Regions from separate parts of the Mus musculus genome. Here regions 1 and 2 are each linked to region 3. Evidence: chromatin loops called from intact Hi-C (ENCODE). Cell type or tissue: left cerebral cortex. All regions are shown on one strand.

What was found. A loop is a pair of places that touch in the nucleus more often than their neighbours do. Peaks named below come from ENCODE experiments on the same cell type or tissue, not always from the same donor. Only the 100,000 strongest peaks of a DNase experiment are listed, where the experiment ranks them.
Region 1: it touches region 3 in a loop (3.0-fold over the local background); 6 of 42 quality-filtered maps call a loop at or near these places.
Region 2: it touches region 3 in a loop (5-fold over the local background); 2 of 42 quality-filtered maps call a loop at or near these places.

Annotation. Positions count from the first base shown.
Region 1 is chr5:122,704,533-122,712,532 of GRCm38, reverse strand. P2rx4 (purinergic receptor P2X, ligand-gated ion channel 4) reads right to left here and starts at 4,989. Exons shown (of 12, transcript NM_011026.3): 1 at 4,746-4,989. The coding sequence starts at 4,879. In left cerebral cortex, CTCF peaks have their summits at 3,133 (motif pointing left), 4,700 and 4,903; DNase peaks (open chromatin) are centred at 4,831 and 6,349; H3K4me3 peaks cover 1,555 bases; H3K27ac peaks cover 2,005 bases.
Region 2 is chr5:122,770,524-122,778,523 of GRCm38, reverse strand. All of the region lies in intron 1 of Camkk2 (calcium/calmodulin-dependent protein kinase kinase 2, beta), which reads left to right. Among named protein-coding and RNA genes, the nearest start is that of Camkk2, 4.9 kb to the left of the region's middle. In left cerebral cortex, a CTCF peak has its summit at 6,257 (motif pointing right); DNase peaks (open chromatin) are centred at 1,018, 2,759, 3,344, 7,540 and 1 more place; H3K4me3 peaks cover 1,502 bases; H3K27ac peaks cover 3,041 bases.
Region 3 is chr5:122,649,109-122,657,108 of GRCm38, reverse strand. P2rx7 (purinergic receptor P2X, ligand-gated ion channel, 7) reads right to left here. Exons shown (of 13, transcript NM_011027.4): 2 at 4,214-4,382; 3 at 2,880-2,948; 4 at 25-97. Among named protein-coding and RNA genes, the nearest start is that of P2rx7, 9.2 kb to the right of the region's middle. In left cerebral cortex, no CTCF peak of the experiment used is centred here; DNase peaks (open chromatin) are centred at 3,836, 4,505, 6,719, 7,609 and 2 more places; H3K27ac peaks cover 4,717 bases.

The DNA.
Region 1 (8,000 bases), 55 kb before region 3:
TAAGATGACCCCCCCTGCCTCAGTCTCCCAAGCATGCACCATGTTCTGCACTGGGAATTTGTGTTTGTGACTGCATATATAGACCAGAGAGCAGCCTCAGGTGTTCTTGCTCCAAAGACATCCACTTGGGTTTTGATATGGCAGTTTTTTTTTAAAGATTTATTTATTTATTTATTATATGTAAGTACATTGTAGCTGTCTTCAGACACTCCAGAAGAGGGAGTCAGATCTCGTTACGGATGGATGTGAGCCACCATGTGGTTGCTGGGATTTGAACTCTGGACCTTCGGAAGAGCAGTCCGGTGCTCTAACCCACTGAGCAGTTTTATCACGTAGCTCTGGATGGCCTGGAATTTCCTATGTAAATCAGTCTGGTCTTGAACTCCCTAAAATCCACCTGCTTCTGCCTCCTGAGTGCTGGGATTAAGGACATGTGCCACCCCCATGGCTGGCTTCCACCTTGTTTTTCTGAGACAGGATCTTACTGGGGCTGGATGATTAGATTAGCCATCGAGCCCCAGGGACCTGTGTCTGCCTCCCCAGGGCTGGGATTACAGGTGTGTGATCCAGCACCTTGTTCTGGGGGTCCAACTCTGGTCCTCCAGCTTGTGCTTTGAGGACTTCACTGTCTGAGCTCTCCTCACCCCCTCGGGAAACTTTTACAGTCCTGTGTTCCTTTTTCCTAGGAATTCTATTCAGGTCATCTTCTTCTGCTCCTTCCTTCTGAAGTAAGGGCATTGCTGCTGGCCTGATTAACTACAAACCTGAAGGTTCCTGTGTGAGTGCTGGGGTCACTGGGTCACTTAACTGCTCTGCGTCTCAGCTTGTCCTGCCTTTACACTGAGAAGGATAACAGGACTTCACAGGATTGCAGTGAGATAAGTTAATAAGGCAAGGGTAATACCTTACTTAATCAGTGCAGAGCAATCTAAACACTGCCAAGAGCTGATGTCACATTGCTACAGAACACCAGTCTATGTTGTTTCAGATACACCCTCAAAAGACTTCAGAAATAGGTATTGTTTTTACCTTTTCTATTTTTTCTTTTCTTTCTTTCTTTCTTTTTTTTAAAAAAGATTTACTTGTTTATTTTATATTGTATATGAGTACACTGTAGTTGTCTTGTCTTCAGACACACTAGAAGAAGGCTTCAGATGACATTGCAGATGGTTGTGAGCCACCATGTGGTTGCTGGGAATTGAACTCAGGACCTCTGGAAGAGCAGTCAGTGCTCTTAACTGCTTAGCCATCTCTCCACCCCTCTTTCTTCCTTCCTTTCTTTCTTTCTTTCTTTCTTTCTTTCTTTCTTTCTTTCTTTCTTTCTTCCTTCCTTTCTTTCTTTCTTTCTTTTCGACAGGGTTTCCCTTTGTGGCTCTGGCTGTCCTGGAACCTACTCTGTAGACCAAGCTAGCCTTGAACTCAGAGATCCACCTGCCTCTACCTACTCTGTGCTGGGATGAAAGGTATGTGCCACCACTGCCTGGCTCTTGGGTTACTTCCTCCTGGGTTTGTTTGATATAAGCCATCCCCGATCCTCTGCCCATCCTAAAGATGGTTTCTCTCCCACCGAGCCCTCTTCTGCAGGGCGCTAATGATGGAGAGGTGAGGGCAGAAAGACTGTGGGTTTTATGACCCAGTGCACCGAGTTGCTGAATCCAGGAATGAGAGATGACACCATCATCATGGGCTTATTTCCTCATCACATGAGTAAGATCCCTGGGAATTCTGGGCAAGTCTTTCCGCAGAATTCCCTCACGCACAAAGAGATTGCACTTTCACCAAGAGTAATGAAATCAGGAAGTTAACACAGAAAAGCCAGGTGTGATGAAGCGTGCTTATAAAGCCCGGCACTTGGCCGGGCAGTGATGGCGCATGCCTTTAATCCCAGCACTTGGGAGGTAGAGGCAGGCAGATTTCTGAGTTCAAGACCAGCCTAGGTTACAGAAGTTACTGGCCAGATAATCACAGATCTTGTCTTTAAAAAAAAAAAAAAAAAAGAAGGAACAGGAAAACTAATGACATATTTTATGTGGTCCAATATAGGAAAAAAATTGGGGGGGTGGAATAGGGGACGGGATGAGACAGGATTTCTCTGTGTAGCCCCAACTGTCCCAAAACTCACTCTGTAGAACAGGCTGTCCTGGAACTCAGAGATCCTGCCTCTGTCTTCCCGAGCACTGGGATTAAAGACTTGTGCCACCACCACCCTGAGACATCATCAATTTCTAAAGTATTAGACTGGAACTGGACTTGGTAGTGTACACCTGTAATCCCCTCACTTGGAAGGTGGAGACAGGATTGGGAGTCCAGTCTCGTCATCCTTGGTTACAGACTGAGTAGGATAGCCTGGGCTACATGAACCTGTCCTACCCACAAGCCCCACAACCTCCTTGCTGGTGAGATGGTTTCAGCGGGTAAAAGTGATCACCACATATGTCTAAGAACCCGAGTTCCATCCCTGGAACCCACAATAGAAGGAGAGAAGTGACTTCTAAAAGGTGTCCCCTGGCATCCTTGTGTGCTGTGGCATGTTCCCGCACTCATACACAGATACATACCCAAAAATAAAATCAACATTTAAACAAACAATAGCACAAAGCTTGTCTGGTATGCAGAAGGCCTTTGGTACCTCAGGGGAAAAAGTACTGATATGGAATTTTACTTTTTTGGTGTACTATATCAAATATAAAACCTCGTGTGTTTTTTTTGTTGTTTTTGTTTTAGTCTGAGTGCATTTTAATTGAGACAGCTTGAGCATTCAGTGGCTGCATGTGGCCCTCTTCCAATGACAACAGCCACAGAATCTTATGGGTGAACAGATTATCCCAGGAAAACAAAAGCCGAGAGCTCAAAGCTACTGGTGAGCCCCTGATTCCAGATACTCCAATCCAAGTTATTTAGTGAGCTAGCAGCAGGGCTCAGTACTGGAGAGCCCATCCCGAGCACTGGAATTATTCACTCCAGAGACTTAATCTAATCTGCATTTAGATACTGGCCTCTCAGGCTGGAGAGATGGCTCAGCGATTAAGAGCACTGACTGCTCTTCCGAAGGTACTGAGTTCAAATCCCAGCAACCACATGGTGGCTCACAACCCCCTGTAATGAGATCTGACGCCCTCTTCTGGTGTGTCTGAAGACAGCTACAGGTACTTAATAAAAATAATAAATAAATCTTTGGGCTGGAGCAGTCAGAGACTGAGGGAGTGGGTTGACCGGAGCGAGCAGAGGTCCTATATACAATTCTCCACAACCACATGAAGGCTCACAACCATCTGAACAGCTACAGTGTATTCATATACATAAAAATAAAAAAAAATCTTAAAAAAAAAATAGATACTGGCCAGGGGTTTTTCAGGTACTGGTGACTGAATGACTCCAAGGCCTCATGCTAAAGAGGACGTTTTTTGGAGACAGGGGCTCACATAGCTCAGGCGAGCATTCTTCTGCCTCAGCCCCATGAATACTGGGATTGCAGACATACTGATTACTGCCTCCTCCAGCTTCAGCGAGTCTTATCTAGTGTCTACCGCTTCCATATGGTGGAAGCTACAACCTTGTGAGCGGAAACTCCTCTGCATTCTTTTGAATGCCCTTAGGCGGTCTGAACAGATTCCAGACCTAACACCAAAGCAGGAGACCTGTTGATTTATTATTTAGTTGGGACACTGTAATAATTCTGGTTGTCCTGAAACTATGTAGACCAGGCTGGCTTTGAACTCATAGATATCTGCCTACCTGTCTCTCACCAGTGCTAGGATTAAAGGCTGTATCTTAGGCATTCTTAACCATCTCTCTGGGCCATCTCTCCAGCCACCTGTGTACCTATTTCATATACCTAAGGCCACACAAAGCTTTCTCAGGTGAGTGTGGTCAGGCACAGAGGTCTTACAGCTCTGAGTCAGTTTGTGAATTGGCAATCTATCTGTGTTTTTTGTGGATTCCTAAGTGACTCCAATGTGTTGTTTGGGGACCCGTGCTTTAGGCCCTTTAGTAAGAAAACAGATCCACCTGTCACGCTAGCAGCTGTTGACACTCGAATACCTTGAAATTGGGCCCAGGAGGCAAGGTAAGGTTCACCATCTCTCCTGGGGTGTATTACAGCCTTACAGGTGCATCCAATTAAAATTAAACGTTTCATAACGCCTAGTGATGGGAGGGTATATATAAACAGTAATGAAGAGCAGAGTTTAGAATCAAAATCAGGCGGGTACTCATATTCCCAACCAATCCAACAAAACAAAGGAAGTGACCTTGGGACACTTTTGGGAAGTGTGACATCTCAAGGGTACTGGGTTATCAGAAGCTTCTTAAGGTAACAGAAACCACAGACCCAGAAAGTACCGAATGAAAACCACAAGCCTTGGTTTCTGTCCGAGTTTGAAAAGGAACCGAAGAGAAGTCCGTGACGCACAGAGTTAAGCCTTCCCTGCCCTGCCCCTCCACCAAGCCAAGGCGCAGCATGAAGCAAGTCGGGAGGGAAGGATGCGAGAAAGATGGGGTGACAGTCTAGCTAAGACGAGGCTTAGCTCCCAGGACGTCCAGTAGTCCCCAGTGTCCTGTTCAAGCTGGTTCCAGGTGGCTTGGCTAGAGCCCGGCGAGGGCGTGTCGCCGCCCCTTGAACTCGGGGAGGAGGGGCTTGGCCGGCTCAGCTATTGCCCCAGACCCAGAGAGCGAGCAAGGGGGCGCTGCCAGGTCCCGACAGTCTGGGTTGCCCCCAGCCGCGGCCCCTCCCCAGGCCCGCTCACCCAATGACGTAAGCCAGGATGAGCAGCTGCACCACGCGGTTCATGAGCCCCACTTTACGGCTGCGGATGAGCACGATGCGCGGCGTGTCGTACTCGAACAGGAAAGCCCGGAGCACGGAGCAGCAGCCTGCCATGGCTCCGCCGCCCGCTGCTCCGCGTCGTGGCCACCGCGGGTCGCCTTGTCGCTGCCACCACCACCACCGGGTCCGGGCAGCAGCCCCGCCCAGCAGCTCGGCCCGGAAATAGGCGGCGCGCGACCTGAGGAGCGCGTCTCCTCCCCCTCTGCCACCCCAGGGTGACGCCCCAACTCGTGACCCTCTCAAAGGGACGATCTAAAAAGCAAGAGTGGTATAGCACTAAGGGACGAATTACCTCTGGAGCAGGGAGCAAGGTCAGCTCCCGGAGGGACAAGGATAATGACGCCCTCAGGCCTAGGATTGAAAGGCAGACAGTTGAGTTCTGTTGCAAAGGACAGCTCTGCGGTTCAGATATAGGATAACGAGCCGTGCGCCAGGGGAACTTGGATAGGAGTTACATTCCTAGAGGACCCGAGTGCTGAAGAGTCAGTCCCCTGACTGAAGGAGGCAAACTTGATCTGGATGTAGTGGAGGGAGCCCCGCTGTGCTGCTTTATGAAACTATAGGGTGGGTGAATAAGTACCTGGTGTACTAGGATGTCTGCAGAAGTCAGCCACAAATGCCACCATATACCCCTCTTAGGCCTGAAGCCGATCCATGTCCCTACCCCTAGTCAGATAACTGTCGTAGTTGCACCTGAGAGGAGGCAACAGCCAGCACCTGGGGGGTGGGGGGGGGTCCCTGTAGCCATCTTGCTATTGAGAATGGCTTACCGCAAGCTTAGGGAGAATTGGAAAAATTCAAGCCCGTGGGGAGACACCATTGTTAAGGTCACATATATCCATTCCCTTCCGAAGTTTTTTTAATAGGCGTTTTATATTAAGTGTAACAGATACATCCAAGTACCCTTATACCAGGTACTGTCCAGCAAGCATAGTGAGAGCATCTCAGCCCTGTGCAGTATAAATATAGCAGGTAATATACACAAGGCTTGAGGTTCTAATCAGACTCCTCGCGGTTCTTTTCATTTTCTGCTCCATGCATCTTTTATTTCATCTGAGTTAGCTTCAGCTTCTGGTCACTTGGCTCCATGGATCTGAGAGAGCATGGTGGACCTTACAGAAAGGCATGGGGACAAGGTGTGTCTTTCCACCACCAGGTCCCAGGGAATTAGTTATTCCAGCTGGCTTCACCTCCTTTGTACCGCCTCCCAATGCTAAGATAAGATTTGCCGTTATGTCATAGCTCCCAATGTTAAGGTCTCTCAGCATCCAGTCCCCTCTCAGCATTATCTCCCACGTAGGGAAGAAGCCTTCAACACATGAAGGTTTGGGAAGAACTCTTCATACACAAGTCATAGTGCCCTGTTACCAGCGACTCATCACGGGATTTGAATGATTTTGAGTTTTAATCTAAGGCCTAGTGGGAAAACATGCCAGCCTGGTGTGGTGGCACATGCCTGTTATCCCAGCAGTCCGAAAGCAGAGCTGGGAGGATTGGCACAAGTTCAAAGCCAGCCTGGTTTATATACCTAGTTCTAACTATAGAGTGAGACCTTGTTTCCGTCTATAGTCAGTGAGTAGGATAGATGCTGCCAAATTTGACAACCTGAGTTTAATCCCTAGAACATAAGTGGTGGAAAAAAAGAGAACAAACTCCCACGATTGTCCTCCAGCGTGTGCGTGCCCCCCTCCTAGTACATTGTTTGAGAAAATTCTGAGACAAAAGAATAAATATAAGCCATGTGATATTTCCTTAATTCTTCTTGACCACTACTCTCTATGTCTTACTGGGTCATCATCCTGAGTTTCTCACACGCAGGACAAAGGCTCTGGCGTGACATCTCCAGCCCTGACTGCTTCTTATTTTGTAATACCTATTTGATTTTTTTTTCCCAAGACAGGGTTTCTCTGTGTAGCCCTGGCTGTCCTGGAACTCACTCTGTAGACCAGGCTGGCCTCGAACTCAGAAATCCGCCTGCCTCTGCCTCCAGAGTGCTGGGATCAAAGGCGTGCGCCACCATGCCTGGCTTGATTTTTTTTAAATGTATTCATCTTTAAAGGATTTATTTTTAATTATGGGTACTTGTGTGCATGTGACGTGTGTCATGCATATGTGCAAGAGGACACCGGATCTCGTGGAACTGGAGTTGTGGGCAGTTGTGAGCTACTTGATGTGTGTCATGAGTAGTTTTATAAGTCTTACAGTTTTTTTTCTCTATCCCAGCTAGCTTTCAAATAAATGAGACTGAAACTATTAGATTTATTTAATAGGCTTTACAGTATAAGATCTAAGCAGCTCTTAATCTATTCTAATTCTCTAAGGTAATCTGGCTGTCAACCAGCCAAAACCGCCTAGAAACTTGCAGTTTAATATCAGTCTGGCTCTCTCTGCTCCAGTCTGTTCTCATGGTATCTCCTGGACCCTCTCTACTTGGTGAATATTTCTTTCCTTCTCCCCTCACCCCCCAGCCCCCACCGCCACTGGCAGAAGTCCCGCCCTATTCTCTCCTCTAGTCAGTTATTGGTTAATAGAGCTTTTATTGACAAATAGAATAAATGGGGAGCAATGTTTGCACAAATTTGCGACAGCATGTCTTTGAATAAGCATTACAGTACCCTGCTTGCCATGTAACAGATATAAGAGCAAAGAGATCGACATTTGAATATTACAAGAATAATCTTTACACAGTAAACAAAAAATATTATGCCTACAGATGTGGGTGCTGGAAACCAAAACTTGGATTCTCTGGAAGAGTGATAGGCTATTACCAAACCACATCTCCGGCTTTTTATTGGGGGGGGGTTGTACATGCTCATACTGAGGCCAGAAAAGACATCAGATCCCTTGGAGCTGGAGCGTTGTTGTGGGTCACCTGACCTGAGTGCTTGGACTGAACTTTGGTCCTCTGCAGGACTAGCATGTCATCTTAACCACTGAGCCAGTTCTTCAGCCCCCACATCTCAGATTTTAATCGGGTTCAGTTGCTTTTGCTGTCATGTGCTTGACTGAGTGTGGTTGGTATTGAGCAACTTGGGGATTTTTAGTAAGAGTTTTTCAGTAAGGGTGGCAACACAATCCAAGGAAGAAAGAGCAGGCTTCAATAGATGACTCTAGAGCCAGAGTATAGCCACTCGCAAAAGAAGCCGAACGCCCGCTCCTATCTTATAGAAAATTA
Region 2 (8,000 bases), 120 kb before region 3:
ATCTGGGGGTGGGTGGGTCATGCTCCGCATTCATTACCCTAGATGCAACTTTTACCTTCCTCAACCTCCTCTGTGATGTTCCCCCAGTCCTGGAGTAGAAACTTCAGGTGCCCTGGGGCATTAATGATGTCTTTTACTCCTCCTCCTGACTCTGCCCCCACAGGACCTAGAGGAGGATTGCTCTGCCTCCCCACAGCTCCTTTGTTCTTTGGAAGTGGCAGGGGCTGCCGCTGTTCCCAAACCCACAGAAACTGCGGTTTCAGAATAGATCGTGCTATCAGTGTACAGAAGCAGCTTCAGTTTGCCCGATCCCCCTCCTTGTACACTCTACTGCTGTACACTTCATCAAAAATGTCATATGCCGGGCCATGGTGGCATACACTTTTAATCCCAGCACTCGGGAGGCAGAGGCAGGTGCATTTCTGAGTTCGAGGCCACCCTGGTCTACAAAGTGAGTTCCAGGACAGCCAGGGCTACACAGAGAAAGCCTGTCTCGAAAAACCACAAAACAAAACAAAACACAAAAACAAAAGAAAACCCCGTCATATGATGAGCCCCTACCTTGGATAACCGTAATTACATTTTTCATTTATGCCAGGAATAGAACCCAGTGCCAGCAGCAGGCTAAGCCCACCTTTAACTAGTGAGCTTACACTCCCACCCCCTCATTAACATTCATTGAGTTCTTGATGTGTGGCAAATAACTTTATCTTGCCTGGGTCATCTCATTTGATGCTAACCCAAATCCTTTGTGGTGGGGAGTTTTTGGTCACCGTAGTTGAGAATAGGAGATTAAAGTGCCTAGTATTGAATGGCTCAGAGAGGTTAGTTAACTTAGCCAGGATCACACAGACATTGCCAGGCTTCCCTTGCCTTTCTGGGGGTAGGTAGCCCAGGCCTGTTTGCTAGGCTGTGTAGGAGGACACAGACAGAGGTGCTGCTGTCCCAGCAGGACTCAGGCTTGGCTTTCCCTGCAGTTGCTGGTGGGCTAATAACTATGCAGTATTTCTTAGAGGACGGTCCCACCCCTCCTGGTGAGCATTTGGAAACACGTGGGAGGTGACTTTTGGCTTGTCAAAATGAGACTAAGCACTCTTGGTGTTTAGTGGGCAGGAGCTAGGGAATGCCAAATGTCCTATAAGAATGTCCCTACCTCAAATGCCAGGAGGGAGATGCTGAGAAATGCTGTGAGCCTCAAGTGCTGGGAGAGAGGGAGAGAGGGAGAGAGGGAGAGAGGGAGAGAGAGAGAGAGAGAGAGAGAGAGAGAGAGAGAGAGAGAGAGCACGCCATGGGGTGCTATTTCTGGAGAAATCTGTTCTGATGGGAGTAAATCCCAGCGGCTCCCTGGAGGAGGTGTCAGTTATGCCAAGGCTTCTGAGATGGGCTGAAAAGTTGAGGGACTGGGTAGAGGGACTTTGTGATTGGCTGTGGACAGTGGCTAGGGCTGCTTTCTTTCCGCTATCCTGGGAATCTGTACATGCGCTGTGTCAAGTTGCTCCTCTGAGTTTGAGTCCTTGGACTCGTGGGCAAGAGAGTCCCAAGGTGGCTCTCAGGCTGCAGTGCTTGCTCTCTCTGATCTGAGCACATCTAACCTTGTTCCTCAGAAGCTGAGGGAGTTAGAGGTTTCTCTTTCTCTGATTCTCCAAGATGTCTCAGACTGGAGATGTGGCTCAGTTGATAGAGCGCTTGCCTGGTGCACTTTGCTAGCAAGCCCTCTGCCACCAAACTCCATTCTCTGGTTCTTTTTAAAAACAAAACAAAACAAAATCAAGGTGAAGTCCCTCCCCAGGTGGCATTTAGGACACTCAGTGTCATATGTCTGTTCCAGCTGTCTGGTTTCAGAGCATTCCTATTAGAAGGAAATTCTTTACCTAATAAACTATCACTCCTTGTTCCCAGCATCCCTCCCTCCACCCTTTGGCAGGCACCCACACATCAGCTTTCTCTGGGATTTGTGCACTGTGGATGTTTCCTGTGAGTTGCATCTTATATAATAGGTGGTCTTTTGTGCCTCAGAATCATCTTCTATACTTCCTTTTTTATGGCTGCGTAATATTCCACGCTGCGAGCAGACTACACCTGACTTATTTATCATGACAGACATTTGTGTTGTTTTGGTATATGGGCTTCTCTTTCTTTCTCTCCTCTGGGAGCCAGGGTCTCATGCAGACACCACTGTGCCTAGCTGACTTTCTTCTTCTTCTTCTTCTTCTTCTTCTTCTTCTTCTTCTTCTTCTTCTTCTTCTTCTTCTTCTTCTTCTTCTTTTCTTCTTCCTTTTTTTTTTTTTCAGTTATAAAACCTTTTAAGCGCAGAGAAAAATGCCAAAGTTTGGTTTTGCTTTGTCCGTTTGGGTTAATTTGTACTTCACAAGGCAGGAAGGAGGCCCTGGGTGTGGCAGGAACTCAGTCTGGCTCTGTAGCATCCAACCCCCTGTTTGGGGGGTCTGGGAACAGACACTGTACTGTGGGGAGCTCATGGGAACTGGGGCCCCCTCCCTCTGGGAGTCTCTGAGCTGCTGGGGGAGGCCTGTGCAACAGATGAGCCGCATTCTAGACTCTCCCCCCCCCCCGGTTTGGAAAGGGAGAGGGAGAAAACTGGAGCTTCTGCCGTGCCCCCACACCCACCCCACCCCACCCTGAAAGCTGCGGAGGGACTATTTCTGTGTTGCCTCCTTTTATCCCGGCGGCTGTAAATAGTTGAGAGATGGCAGTTACGGAGATAAAAAAAAAATGCTAATTCCAACCTGGAAAGGAGGGAGGACCGATGATCCCCGCAGGAAGTGGGGGCGAGGAGGGGAGACCGAGGCATCTGCCCTCTGCCCTGAATTGAGGGAAGGCCGAGGTGGGTGGTGATGCCCAAGTGCTTCTGTTAAGGGAACCCTTAACGGGGAGTCGGCGGTTAGACAGGAGGATGAGCCAGAGATCCCATTCCCTGGCTCGTTTTTGTTCGAGGCAGGATCCTGCTTTGTGACCTAGACTGGCCGTGAACTGAAAAGATCGTCCTGCCTCTGCCTCCCTCTCCCTGGGATTCGTGTGCCTCTCTGCCTACCTAGCTCCCCTGTGCTGTTGAACGGCAGGAGCATTGCTGTCAAAGACTCTGGCAGAGAGAGAGAGTGAGCCTTTCGGTTTATTTCAGACCTTGATCCCCATTCTGGGTCCAGGTGTGGGGGACAGGTGGCCCTGTAGACCCGGTTTCCTGGTGTGTCCCTGCTTAGGGGGCGGTGTACTTGAGGCTGGAGAAGGAAGGAGGCGGGTTAAACATTCTATAGCCAAGCAGGATGAGGGAGGGAGAGCCGTGTGGGAGGGCAAGATAAGGCCCCTTGTCTCTGATTGGCCAGACTCTGTATTGCTGGATTGGATCTCTCTTCCTCTCTGTGTCTCTGTATCTCTCTCTGTCTCTCTCCACCCCCGCCCCCGCCCTCTCTCTCTGTTCCCATTACAGACTAAAATTCCGTTTGTTTCTCTGCCTCTGCCTTTGGTTCAGTGGAAGTCTGGGAGGGAGTCATGGGAAAAGCGCTAGGAAGGAAGCCGGCTACTTCTCACCTCATGTTCCGCCCCCCTGAAACACGCGCCCCGCTCACCCACGTGGCCGCCCTTTCTGTATCCTCAAGGTCTTCGGAGCCCTGACTGCAGACAGGGTTGTCCTGATATTTTAACGATCCGTGACCTCTCATATCTCTGAAAGTGGCCAGCAGTGACTCAGAAACTCCTTGGTCACTCAGGGGCTCCGGCCCTGGGCGGTAAGAATCTGGACATCTGGCTCTAGTCCTTGCCCAGCCGCAAGCCCCGCTGCCTGCTTTCTCTCACCTACTCTGGTTTTTAGCATCTCCACCTGCAGGCCCCTCCGCCCCCTATATCTGTTGCTGAAGCAGTGGACAGCTCTGACAGCATATCACTTTGGATGTGAAAAACAAATAATAAAACCACATTTCTGCCCCCCCCCTCCCCCCCATTCGAGGCCCGTCATGGCGGTGCCCACGTTTAGTTCCAGCGCTTAGGACGCAGAGGCAGGCACATAGATAGATCCCTAGGGATCTCTGAGTTTGAGGCCAGCCTGGTCTACAGATCAGGTTCTAGGACAGCTAGGGTTATAGAGACCGTATCTCAAAAAGATTAAAAAAAATTTTTTTTTGGTTTTGTTTTTGTTTTTAGTGTAAGTTAAAGTCAGTCAAGGACTTTTTATTTTCTTAATTTATGTGTATGTTTGTGTGAATATACACCATCTGTACGCCAGGGCTCACAGAAGCCAGAAGAGAATGTTGGATGTCCTGGCGCTGGACATGGGCAGTTGTGAGCTGCTTTGTAAGTGCTGGGACCTAAACCCAGGTCCCCTGCAAGAGCAGGAGATGCTTGTAACTACTGTCTCTCCAGCCAGGAGTTAGACCTCATACCCTCGGAAGTCTTTGCTATGCTTTGGTTTAGTGTGTGTTCGTACCCAAGACTTCCCTGGCTGTGTGATCATGGGCAAGACCCTCTGCCTCAGTCTCCTCACTAGAGAAGTAGAGAATAATGCGGTTACCATGACAACTAAGAAGTTGATACAGGCTTAGCATGATGTGGCCGGGAGAGTTAGTCCCACAGCTGCCGCAGCTGCAGCTGTCAGAGCTGTTTCCAAGAGGGTGAGATTCCCCAGCGAGCGGTGTTTCTCCCGTTTAGCCTGCTCACTGGTTCTCCGGCACTTTTTTTTTGTTTCGTTTGTTTCCCTTTATGGTAAACAAAACGAAAGGTTGACTTTGTAAGGGTTGTTTCCTTACTAGGGAGCAAGGTAAGGGCTGCCTGGGTTCTCGGGGAAGTGGCAGCTGCCTTGCAGTTTGGCCTGCATGAGAGCCCAAAGCTTTTATGACCCTCAGTTCTTCGTCACTTGTAGGTCAGTCTTGGCTCAGGGAGCTGAAAACACTAGGGTATGTGGGCTTCAGGCATGGAGGAATCAGGGTGCCAGCGCGGTTTTCCATCCATTTTCTTCCCTTGATGGGCATCATTCTAAGGCGGGGTTCTCCCAGCACTAAGTTCAGCAGAAAGAACTCTCCCCGCCGCCCCCTTTGAACATTGAAAAAACTGGCAGTAAGACCCACTAGCCTGAGTTCAATACATAAGTTCTCTTGAATCCATGACCTGACCAGAAGAGTTGATGTCCAGTTGGGCAGTTTTGTGCATGGTGGTGGGGTCTGCTCTATAGGGGTGCCTCACAGGGAAGGATATGTTCCTAGGCGTAAACTGGGCTGCCGTCCTAAGACTAAAGGAATTCGGACTCCAGGTCAGTTGAAGACAACTTCTCACCTTCCGACTGGCCTTGGGATGGGTGTCTGAAATGTACAACCTCCAGCTTACATCTGCTGGGTGCCAGCTGTGTTCTAAAAAGTTTTAGGCCTGAGAATTCAGGGCTGAATTCAGAACCTCGTTCTCTCCAGCCAGTCGAGCCACATTGCTGGCTTGCGTCTGGGCATTTGTTCCCGATACAGGTGGAGACAGCTGCCTTTGGTCTCCCCTCATATAGACTGAGTTCTAAGGATGGCAGCTATGTGGCCGATAGGAGCCTCTTGTTAGATTCAACCCAGCCTGTACGTTACTCATGAGACAGTTTGGGACCTTTGCGAGGCTCCGTCCATAACTTTTAAGGTTTTTTTTCTTGGAAGACACAGACCAGGACTGTCAGCTGTAGCATTTGCAGAGGCCCCAAGAGCCACTTCAGGCATCTAGGTGAAACAAAACAAAACTCTGAGTTGTTTTAGTGATATTTGAAACTACCATATGACTCTAGGTAAGTCAGTAATCTTTAATTTTTTTCTAAAATTTATCTGTTTGTTTATTTATTTGAGACAGGGTTTCTCTGTGTAGCCCTGGTTGTCCTGGAACTCACTCTGTAGACCAGGCTGACTTTGAACTCAGAGATCTGCCTGCCTCTGCCTCCCAAGTGCTGGGACTAACACCGCGATAGTTTGAAACGAGCTCTCTCACTGAGCCCTGCACTTAGCAGTCGGCAGTTGCACTGGGCTTTATTCCGAGGGTTCTGTGGAGCTCCGGGTCTCCCTGCTTGCATGCGCATTCACCACAGGCATTGTACCGAGGGGACCATCTCCTGCGTCCCCTTCTTGGTTTATTTTTGATTGGTTGGTTGGTTGGCTAGCTGTGGTGGTATATACCTGTAATCCTCACAGTCAGGAGGCTGAGGCAGGAGGATCACAAAGCTAGCCTAGGCCTTATAGTGAGGCACTGCTTCAAAACAAAAAGTTTTTTTTTTCCTTTTTTAAAAAAATTTTATTTATTTATTATATGTAAGTACACTGTAGCTGTCTTCAGACACCAGAAGTGGGCGCCAGATCTCGTTATGGATGGTTATGAGCCACCATGTGGTTGCTGGGATTTGAACTCAGGACCTTCGGAAGAGCAGTCAGTGCTCTTAACCGTTGAGCCATCTCTCAACCCCACAAAAAGTTTTTTTTTAATTTTAATTAGAAAGGGAAAATATTTACCGGGACAGACTTCCTTTATGCCCCAGGGTCCCCAGCTTCCTTCTGTGTCACCAATGCCTCTCTCCTGTTCTCTTGTGTATTAGTCTGGCTGTCCCCGTTTGTGGTTATGGGCACACTCCTTTTAAATGGTTCATGGATTGTTGGTCCCTTGATACAGAAATCACATGTAGCTCCTCTATAATGGCTCGGAGTTTTCCTTTGACCCATTGAGTTTGTTTGTTTGTTTGTTTATTTGTTTTGATCTTCACACGCTCTCACTGTGTAGCCCTGGCTGGCCTTCTATTTGCTGTGTAGCTGAGGATGAGCCCTGAGACCTTAAACAACGTCTCCTATGCCTGCACCTCCGTAGTATTATAGGTGAGCACCCCTGTGCCTGATTTACACCATGCTGGCGACCCAGGGCCTCTTGCAGGCTTGATAAGCCCAGTTGATTGATGGATTGATCTTTCTACCTAACGGCTTGTTAAAAGAACAAATGAGTGAAATGAGTTTCCTCTAGGGCCTTGGGCCTCAGTTTCCCCAGGTGAGAGAGGATGTGGCTGTTTACCCGACTCCAGCGTGGTATCGTTCCTGGCCTTGGCAGGATCTGTAGAGCTGATTTGCACGCCCCCACCTTTTTTTTTTTTTTTTTTTTTTTTTTTTTTTTTGTCTTGGAGTGCCAGAAGGAGGGGCTCTGAGGACCCTGATGGACCCCGAGAAAGGTGTGTCTCTGATTTGGAGGCCCACGTACTAACTTGTTATACTACAGCTCCCGTAGTGGCTCAGCTCAACTTAGGCTCAACTCGGCATAGCATTTGGCAGGCAGCAGTTGCTGGTTGGAAATGGCCCCCAGGAAATGGAGATGGCCAAGCGTTTCCTGGAGGCCTTTTGGCCAAGCGTTTCCTGGAGGCCTGTGCCACTTTGGCTTCCTGGCAGAGGAAGGAGCATTCCTCTCATCCCGGCTGGGGACTGGCTCCATCTGCTCCAGGAAGGGTCTGGTGACTCCGTTGGGTGCCCTGGAGGTGAGGGAGGGAGGGAGGGAGGAGAGGGGGGCTTCCGGGTGGGGCAGTGCTTGTGATTCATGGGGAACTAACTGCCAGGCCCAGGCAGGGCTGCTGGCATTTTGTCAAACCCCAGCAGCTTGTAGGAATGCCCTTTTCAGTCCTGTGTTCCGATCCCTGCCCTTCCTGGTAGCGGGCTCGTCCCGGGGGGATTACACAACCACGCAGAGTTTCTCCATGCCTGGTGCCTGAGACTCCAAGCAGTCTCAGTACAGTCTTTGATGCCAAACTCTTGTCTTTTAAGTTTATTTTTCTTGCTAGAGAAAGTATTGGTAGCTTCATTAGATTCTTGTGGGGTCTCTGGTCCCTAAAGGATTCAGAGTCCTGGCTGAGAGTGTAGGGATGGGACAGGATGTGTCCACGCCCTCCTGGTCTTTGTGCCTCTCTTCCCTAGACCTGGATGGGCCTGCCTTTCCTTCACAGGCAGCCCTAGCCTGGTCTGAGCACTCTCTTCTCCTCCTTCCTTCAGACCTTGAAGGCCAAGCCTGCG
Region 3 (8,000 bases):
CCAGGGAAAGCCATAGCAAAGTACCTTTGCTCTGTGGGTCCATCCACCCCTTTTTACAACGCCGGTCAGAAGAGCACTGTGCACCGCGCCTGGGATACTGCAGGAAGTAACGGAGAGTAAATACTGACCCGTGAGCCATCAAGATTCCACAGTTCATTGCAACACTACTCACAGTGGCCAGAAAGGGAACACAGACCGAATCCGTTAGTGTGAGAGGAGACAAGAAAAGATGGTACATTCATATGTGGAGTGTGTGTGTGTGTGTGTGTGTGTGTGTGCACGCGCTTATGCATTCTCAGTGTAGGCCAGAGGTCAGCATCAGCTGTCTTTTTCTATCACTCTTCCATATATATATTTGAGACAGGGTCTCCCATTGAGACTGTAGCTTACCTATTTGGCTGGGCTGGCCAGCCACCAAGCCCCAGTGCTCCACCAGTCTGTCTCCCCAACACTAGGATTACAAGTGTGCACAGCTGTACCCTGCTCTTTATGTGGATGCTGGGGATCAAACCCAGATCCTCACACTTGATAGTAAGCAGATTAGACTGATCCATCGTCCCAGGCCCCCATATGTGGTGTCTTATTCAGCCAGGCCCTGACACATGCTACATTATGGACTGCCTTCAAACCATGGTGTGGGACAAAAGGAGCGAGCCACAAGAGGCCACGTTTTGTGTGGTTCTCTAGATGGGAAATGTCCTGTGCACGTGAATAGGCAAATCCACAGAGTCAGAGAGCAGATTGATGGCTGTCCATGGCTTTTGGGAGGGTGGAAGAGATTGATCGCTAATGGGGATAGTTTGTTTTGGGGAGTCAAAGTTTCCTTGGGGAGGGGGTGATAGAAAATTTCTAGACTTAGGCGATGGTTTGCATGATGTATACTTGGAAGTCATGGGTTTTAGAGTATATGACTCTATCTCAATTAAAAACAAGAATAAATCAAAATGTAAACAGCAGATGTCAAGGCAGCCAAGAGGTCTTTTCCGGGATGGTCTCTGGGGTGGAGAGCAGGTGGCGAAGTTGAGGGTTATAGTGGCCTTGCCACCACAGAACCAAGTGAGCAGACAGGTACCACGATGCAGGGGGCAATGTGGGAAGGAAAGGACTCAGCCAGCACGCGCCAGCACGCTCCTGGCTGAAGAAAAATGGGTCAGCTATGTCTGGGGGCTCCAGGGCAGAATAAAGGGAGAGGGAAGAGAGCATTTTACTTTCTGCATGTTTGGCTTCATGCAGCCGGTCTAACAGCAGTCTCGGGAAAGACAGAGCAAATACCGGTGCACAATAGCCTCTGCCCATTGTCATCTGGGCATTTGTGTCTAAGATCCAGGCCAAGGTTCTAGGTCTTGAGTCCAGGTACTCCTGGGTCATGTGAGATCAGGTTTCTATGTGGGTCATGCTACCTTGGCTGAGTCATTTCACATCCTTTAAGCCTTGACCCCTCTGTTAAAGGAGGGTGACTTGCTTTGTCTGGCATGGCCCATGTGAGGGTGGAGTGGGTTTGGGAATGGGTTTAGCATGTAGTCCTTGCTCAGGGGATAGCTCACACAGTTTTCAGACTCATTTTCTCTTTACTGCCTGGATTGCTTCCTTTCTGTGACCCACCAGGCCCCGGGGTTCTTCTCTAAGTAACCCCTAGGTGCAACTATGAATCTTTTTGCCTGCAAATCCTAAGTCACATCTTTGTAGCCTAACTACCTGCTGGGTTCATTATAGGTCTTGAAAATTATAGAATGAATGAATGAATGAGTGAATGAATGAGTTATTATGTACTAATGCTCTTGGGCTATTGTGATTTTCATTTATCAGTTAGAAGGATCTCCCAGGAAATAAACCAATTCTGGGTTTGTTTTGTTTTCTTTGGTTTTTTGTTTTGTTTTTTAATCTCTAAAAGAAACTCTAACATTAATTTTGTGATTGTTGCATGGATTGGGGAGCTTTTTGACCATTCTCCTGGCTGACAGACCAAGTATCTGCCTCCCTTTTGAGCTGGGCCTCTCTGCGATCACAGAACTACCAGGAGGCAGCAGAACTTTAGGCCAGCTCCAGGCTTAAGCCTTCTTCCTTCTTGGCTCTGGGATTCCTGAGCAGTGGTTTGGAAGTCTGGTTACTCTCCTGGAGGTTGGAAAGATCCTGAGGAGAGAAAAACTCTTTAATAGAGTCCCTGGAAGGGAAGAGGAGCCCTGCACTTTTGAGCCTCCAAAGGAGCCTAATGGCAGCTCTGTGAGAAAGAAGCCAAAACAACAGAAAACCCACCCAGCAGGGCTCAGTCCACCACAGAACTGCGACAACAACCCCAGCTGTGTGAAGCCCTTCAGGTCCACAGGAGTTTGAATAGCTAGACCACACTGTGTATGTTCGGATGCACATTAGGGCGTGGATGCGTTTACTGAGTGGACCAGAGATAAGAGTATGGACAAATGAGAGGAGACACTCATGCAGGTGGAATGGTCCAGGCCAGAATGTAGTGTAGACTAAATTCCCCTCCCCAGAGTCATGTGGTGCCCTCAGGCTGGCTGCCTTGTGGAGGCCTTGGGTTTCATCTGCTGTGGGTGATCCTCTTGGTTCCAACAGCAGCATGTTTTCTGAGGGCTCACGGTGTACCGTGAGGCTATGCCTTAAGTAGTCTCTGGTATAAAATAGGGCCTTCCAGTTATCCTCCTGAATTTGTGAGGCTTCAGTGAGATGTGAACTAGATCACACACATGCCAGGAATCAGAACTGTTGTGAGCTGTTGCACAGAGCGCCGGCAAAGGAAAGAGTAGGTGTTTACACTGGCCCCTGGGCTGCAGCCCGAGACCAGGGTGTGGGCAGACAAAAACTTCTTGGTTCCCAGAATGCATCTCAGCCCTGCGTCCTATCAGAGTGGGTCCCCTGCTTACCTCAGGACACAGCGTCTGCACTTGGCCTTCTGACTTGACATAGTTTGTCATGACAAAGAATGAGTTCCCCTGCAGAGAGAAATGGAGGGACAAAGGCCAGGCCTTAGGGAGCAGAACTCCTTAAGCTGTCATAATGTGTTTTGCTAAGTGCTAGGGGGGCGAGCCTTTGTACTCTTGGAAGCCTTTTGAAACCAGCCGTGGGCAGCGCAAGGACTCTGCTGAGGGCTTAATATCAAAGCCGCAGGAACTGTTCCCACTGGGCAAGGGGGAGCAGAGGAGATTTCAAAGGAGGGGGAGCAGTCATTTTCTGAGCCAGCCTCAAAAGCAGCTGTTTCATTTTCTGACACAGTAAAAATCCCATTAAATCGAGACTCTGGAGAGCCAGGGATGCGGAGGTGGGGTGTGGGCTGCACCCTGGGCAGGCTGTTCAGATTTCTCAAGGCTTAATGGAAGGCCACAGGGCTTCCCACTACCTGGGCAATCAGTGGCTTTTGTGGTTTCTAGCTGGAAACAAATAGCAGCTTGGGCCTGATGCTTTTGCCAAGTGCCCTACCTCCCCAGGGTGGCGAATGGGCCATTTTGTTCCTTCCCCACCATCTGTTCCTAACTCCTCGGCCCCTCTTTTATTTCTCCTTTTTTGGTAACCGCTTTCATTTTCTCGGCTTTGCAAACTCAGCTAACCATACACTTCTCCGTGGTCTACCCCTTCTCTTTCTTCGTCACCACATCCTTTCTTTTGAAAGACTTGAGAATCATCTCCTGGCGACCTTTTTCAATAACAGAACACACAAACCTCATAGAGGACAAGCCCTCTGCCCTTCTGAACCCGGGCTGAGCTTGCCAGGCAGTGACCCTACTCCTAAAGCCCTGTGCGTCCTAGTGTGAGTGAATGAGATCGTGTTTGGAACGCGCCAGGACGCGCGGTGCTATTTTGAGCAGCCCGGTAGGACTGGATAAAGCAAAGACGCATCTTCTTTGATGCAGCTGGATGTGACCCAGTTTTGCCATTTTTAGGTTTTCTCAGTTGGGATTTTTTTTTTCTCACAGGTTTTAAATAGGGCCAGTGTCTCTTTTCTTTTGAGACAAGGTCTTATGTATTCCAGGCTGACCTCAAACTCACTGTGCATCTGAGGGTGACCTTGAACAGCTGATTCTCCAGCCTTGATCTCCTGGGGCTGCAGGGTTTCATGCTTACTAGCCAAGCATTCTACCAGTTGAGCTACATATTCTTAGTCCCAAACTCTCTTTTTTTATTTTTATTTTTTAATGAGACCCTAGACCCCTAAGGATGGGGATGGGGACAGAAACGTGACCTGGAATTCCACGGCACTCACCTGCAAAGGGAAGGTGTAGTCTGCAGTGTCAAAGATGCTGTGTCCTAACTTCGTCACCCCACCCTCTGTGACATTCTCCGTCACCTCTGCTATGCCTTTGACCTTGGTGTGCACGGAGCTGATAACAGGCTCTTTCCGCTGGTACAGCTTATCGCTCACCAAAGCAAAGCTGAGGACAGAGGAAAAAACTTCAGTGGCTTCCTCACAACAGAGGACAGCAGTTTGGGCGGTAGATTCTTGGGGGAAGGGGTGTCACTGGAGCTGCTGCTGGTGACAGTCTGCTTCTGCTTCCTTGGGACTCTCCCTGCTACAAACTGGGGCTACCAGCTGTACCTGCCTCTCCCATTATCACTACCTACTTTAGATGGCAATCTCAACTCAGAGATCTGCTCTGGGTGAGTTGAATGGCTCTGTCCCAGACTCAGTGCCACACTGGCTTGGCTTGCTCTTGTTTCAGGGGATTACATTCTCTCTCTCTCTCTCTCTCTCTCTCTCAGATAGGGAGACAGGACCTGTCTATACTGGTGCCCTCCTGGTCCACACCGGGACACCCTTCAAATTCACAAAGCCCCTCCTAGCTCTGCCTCTTGAGTGCTGGGATTAAAGGCATGTGCCACCACACCCTCCATTTATAAGAAATGCACAGAATCAATAAATCTATACAGAAGGAAAATGGATAGTTGCCAGGAGAGGAGAAATGGAGAGGGGCCGTTAATGGGTATATTACTTCCTTTTAAGATGACAGAAATACATTGGTAGACAAAGGCATTATTACAGGATATCGTGTACCTCTTAAATGACACTGGTGACATTAAATGACATTTTTACATTAAAATAGTCCTTCATTCCTCCCCCTTTTAGGTGGTCAGTTTTATGCTATATGAATTTCACCTCCATAGGTGAGATGAATATCACACATAGGCAGATGCCTATAGAAATATCAAAACAAAGGAACAGAGATCTAAGTCAGGATGATGCTCATGGAGGAAAAACAGTGAAATGGGGCAAAGGATAAGTTTACAGGGAGCAGAGCTGGATCATCAGACTCTGTTTCTTAAGTCGCACAGAAGCACATTGATATCACATTATCCACAGTATATTCTAGTGTTTCTGCAGGAGGGATTAAAGAAGGAACACATTGGTCTAGTGAGGTGGTTTCCATGCATAAAATCACTTGCTGACAAGATTGACAATCCGGGTTCAATCCCCAGGACCCACCCGATGACCGAAGGCAAGAACTGACTTCTGAACATTATTCCCTGACTTCCACATGGACACCAGGGCACATGAGCACGTGACTGCGCACAAAATGTAGACAGTTTAAAAAAAAAGATGTTAGAGCTAGAAATCCAGATTTGGGACCCACTCAGCATGTCTGATGCAGAGTGCAATAGAACACATGTAGACAAATCCAATTACGAGTGCTCTGTCTCACCCTGGCCTCAAATCACATAGAAATACTTGGGATTTTCTTTCAAGCTATACCTTGCAACTTCATCCCAGAGCAACTGGTGCTCTACCTCAGTCTGATGTATCATCCCCATTCTAGAATTATGCAACACATGATAATCTCCAATTGAATCCAACTTTTTTGAACTAGTAAAGGCTTTGGAAATGTAATAGACCTTTGTATCATAATGAACACGAAAATTCTACTAACATATTCCAGAAATGAATCAAAGGAGGGACGAGGCAAAGAGAGACTGCAGCGTCTTGCCCTTTAAAAAGAGTAGTCTAATGTTCAATTCAATCACCAACTCTTTTTTGTTGTTGTTGTTTTGTTTTTTGTTTTGTTTTTCGAGCCAGGGTTTCTCTGTGTAGCCCTGGCTGTCCTGGAACTCACTCTGTATCTGTAGACCAGGCTGGCCTCGAACTCAGAAATCCACCTGCCTCTGCCTCCCAAGTGCTGGGATTAAAAGCGTGTGCCACCACGCCCAGGCCCCAGTCACCAACTCTTGATTTCATGGAATGATTCAAGAGAAGCTAGGCCTCTTCTCTGGGCCATGGGTTCAGTCCATGAATGGGAGTGTGTGTGTGTGATAATTCTCTAGTCTGTAATCCCAGTGACTCTTAGCTCTAAGAAACAGATGGTCAGTGCTTTCGGGTGCATGCAAAGCCACCAGTCCCTGGAGCAAACACAGTATCAAGGGGCTGGAATCTAGCTGAACCTGGTAGGATGGGCGAGATTTAGAGGAACTGGAGAACCTGGCAGGCAGAAGAGATCAGACACAGAAGAAGCTAGGGTCACCCAGAGACCCTGGCCAAAGTAGGGGTAGCCTGGAGGAGCAGGGATGCAGTGGAGGTAGAGAAAGAGGTTGGGCCAGGGAGCCCTGGGACTGGCTCTGTCTGGACTCACCAGATATAGACGCAGATGGCCCCTAGGAAGGTGTTCTTCAGCGTCCCGATCCATATGCTATGGATTTCAAGGACTTTCCCGGATTTATGGCTGCATAAGTGGCTCACGGGCAGCATGGTGAGAAGGTTCTCAGAGCACCACCAGGGGAGGAAGTGACTCGAAGCAAAGTCTGCCTATTTCTTTTAAAGGAACCCCAGAGTTCTGAGCAAAGATAACTCTAAAGCAAAAGCTCTGAGAGAGACCTCCCTCTTCAAAGAGCTGGGGCCTCGCTTCAGGCTTTGCTTCCTGTACTCACACCCTCACTCATGGGGCCGGGCAGCATCTGTAGGAGCATCTTCTTCCCAGGTCAACGGCATACACATTTACACATTTGTGGCTCAGTTCCTTGGGCCAGACTACAGAAGGCTACATTGTTTCATGCAGTGAACATCAGCAAAGCAACAGTGTTGCACACTGCCTTTCACAAGTCAGTCTCTTCGCCCCCTGTGTGATAGCACCCTTGGCTGTCCTGGACTGGCTTTGTAGACCATGCTGGCCTCACAGATATCCTCCTGTCTCTGCCTCCCGAGTGCTAAGATTAAAGGCACGTGCCTCCACCCCTGACCACAAGGGTCATGGCAGCTCCGTCTACATGGACATGACTGAGATGAAGGGTTCCAGACAGCACCTTGGGTATCAGTCTGGAGATGAGGACAGATGACACAACTGTGAGAGCCCTCTGAAGGAGTAGAGTGCAGGATGGACCTGTCACCTGTCAAGGGTGATTACCAAAGGAAGAGGACCAGGCAAGCTCCCTCCCCCCCCATGGTTGCTGGCTGGTCCCCGTGAAGATGACCATGGTGATGGTGGTGATTTTTCATTGATCTGTCTCCCTCTTTTCCTCTTCTGCATTTAAATATAATATTCCCATCTTAAAAATAAACCTTCCCCCCCCACCCCACCCCCCGCCCTCCATTCTTCTCTGCTGCCGTAATGCAGGACCTGACTCCTCCTATGGTGCCTAGTCTTTTGAAAGAGTGAGTCACCGCATCCATTTCCGCACTTCCATTCACTCCTCCACCCACTCCAGTCTGGCTCCCACCCCCACCTCACCGCTTCTCCAGAGCCTCCCTCGCCAACCCGTGCTCTCTCCCTTCCCTCCCGGGGCCAGCAGGCCTGCTGCAGATGCCCTGACTGACACCAGTGACTTCCTTCTTCTTTCTTTCTTTCTTTCTTTCTTTCTTTCTTCTTCTTCTTCTTCTTCTTCTTCTTCTTCTTCTTCTTCTTCTTCTTCTTCTTCTTCTTCTTCTTCTTCTTCTTCTTCTTCTTCTTCTCCTTCTCCTTCTCCTTCTCCTTCTCCTTCTCCTTCTCCTTCTTTTTCTAACCACAGCCTCAAGGAGTCTACATTCTTCCGACCTCCTTGGATCTCCCTGACGTCTGTCTCAGAATGCT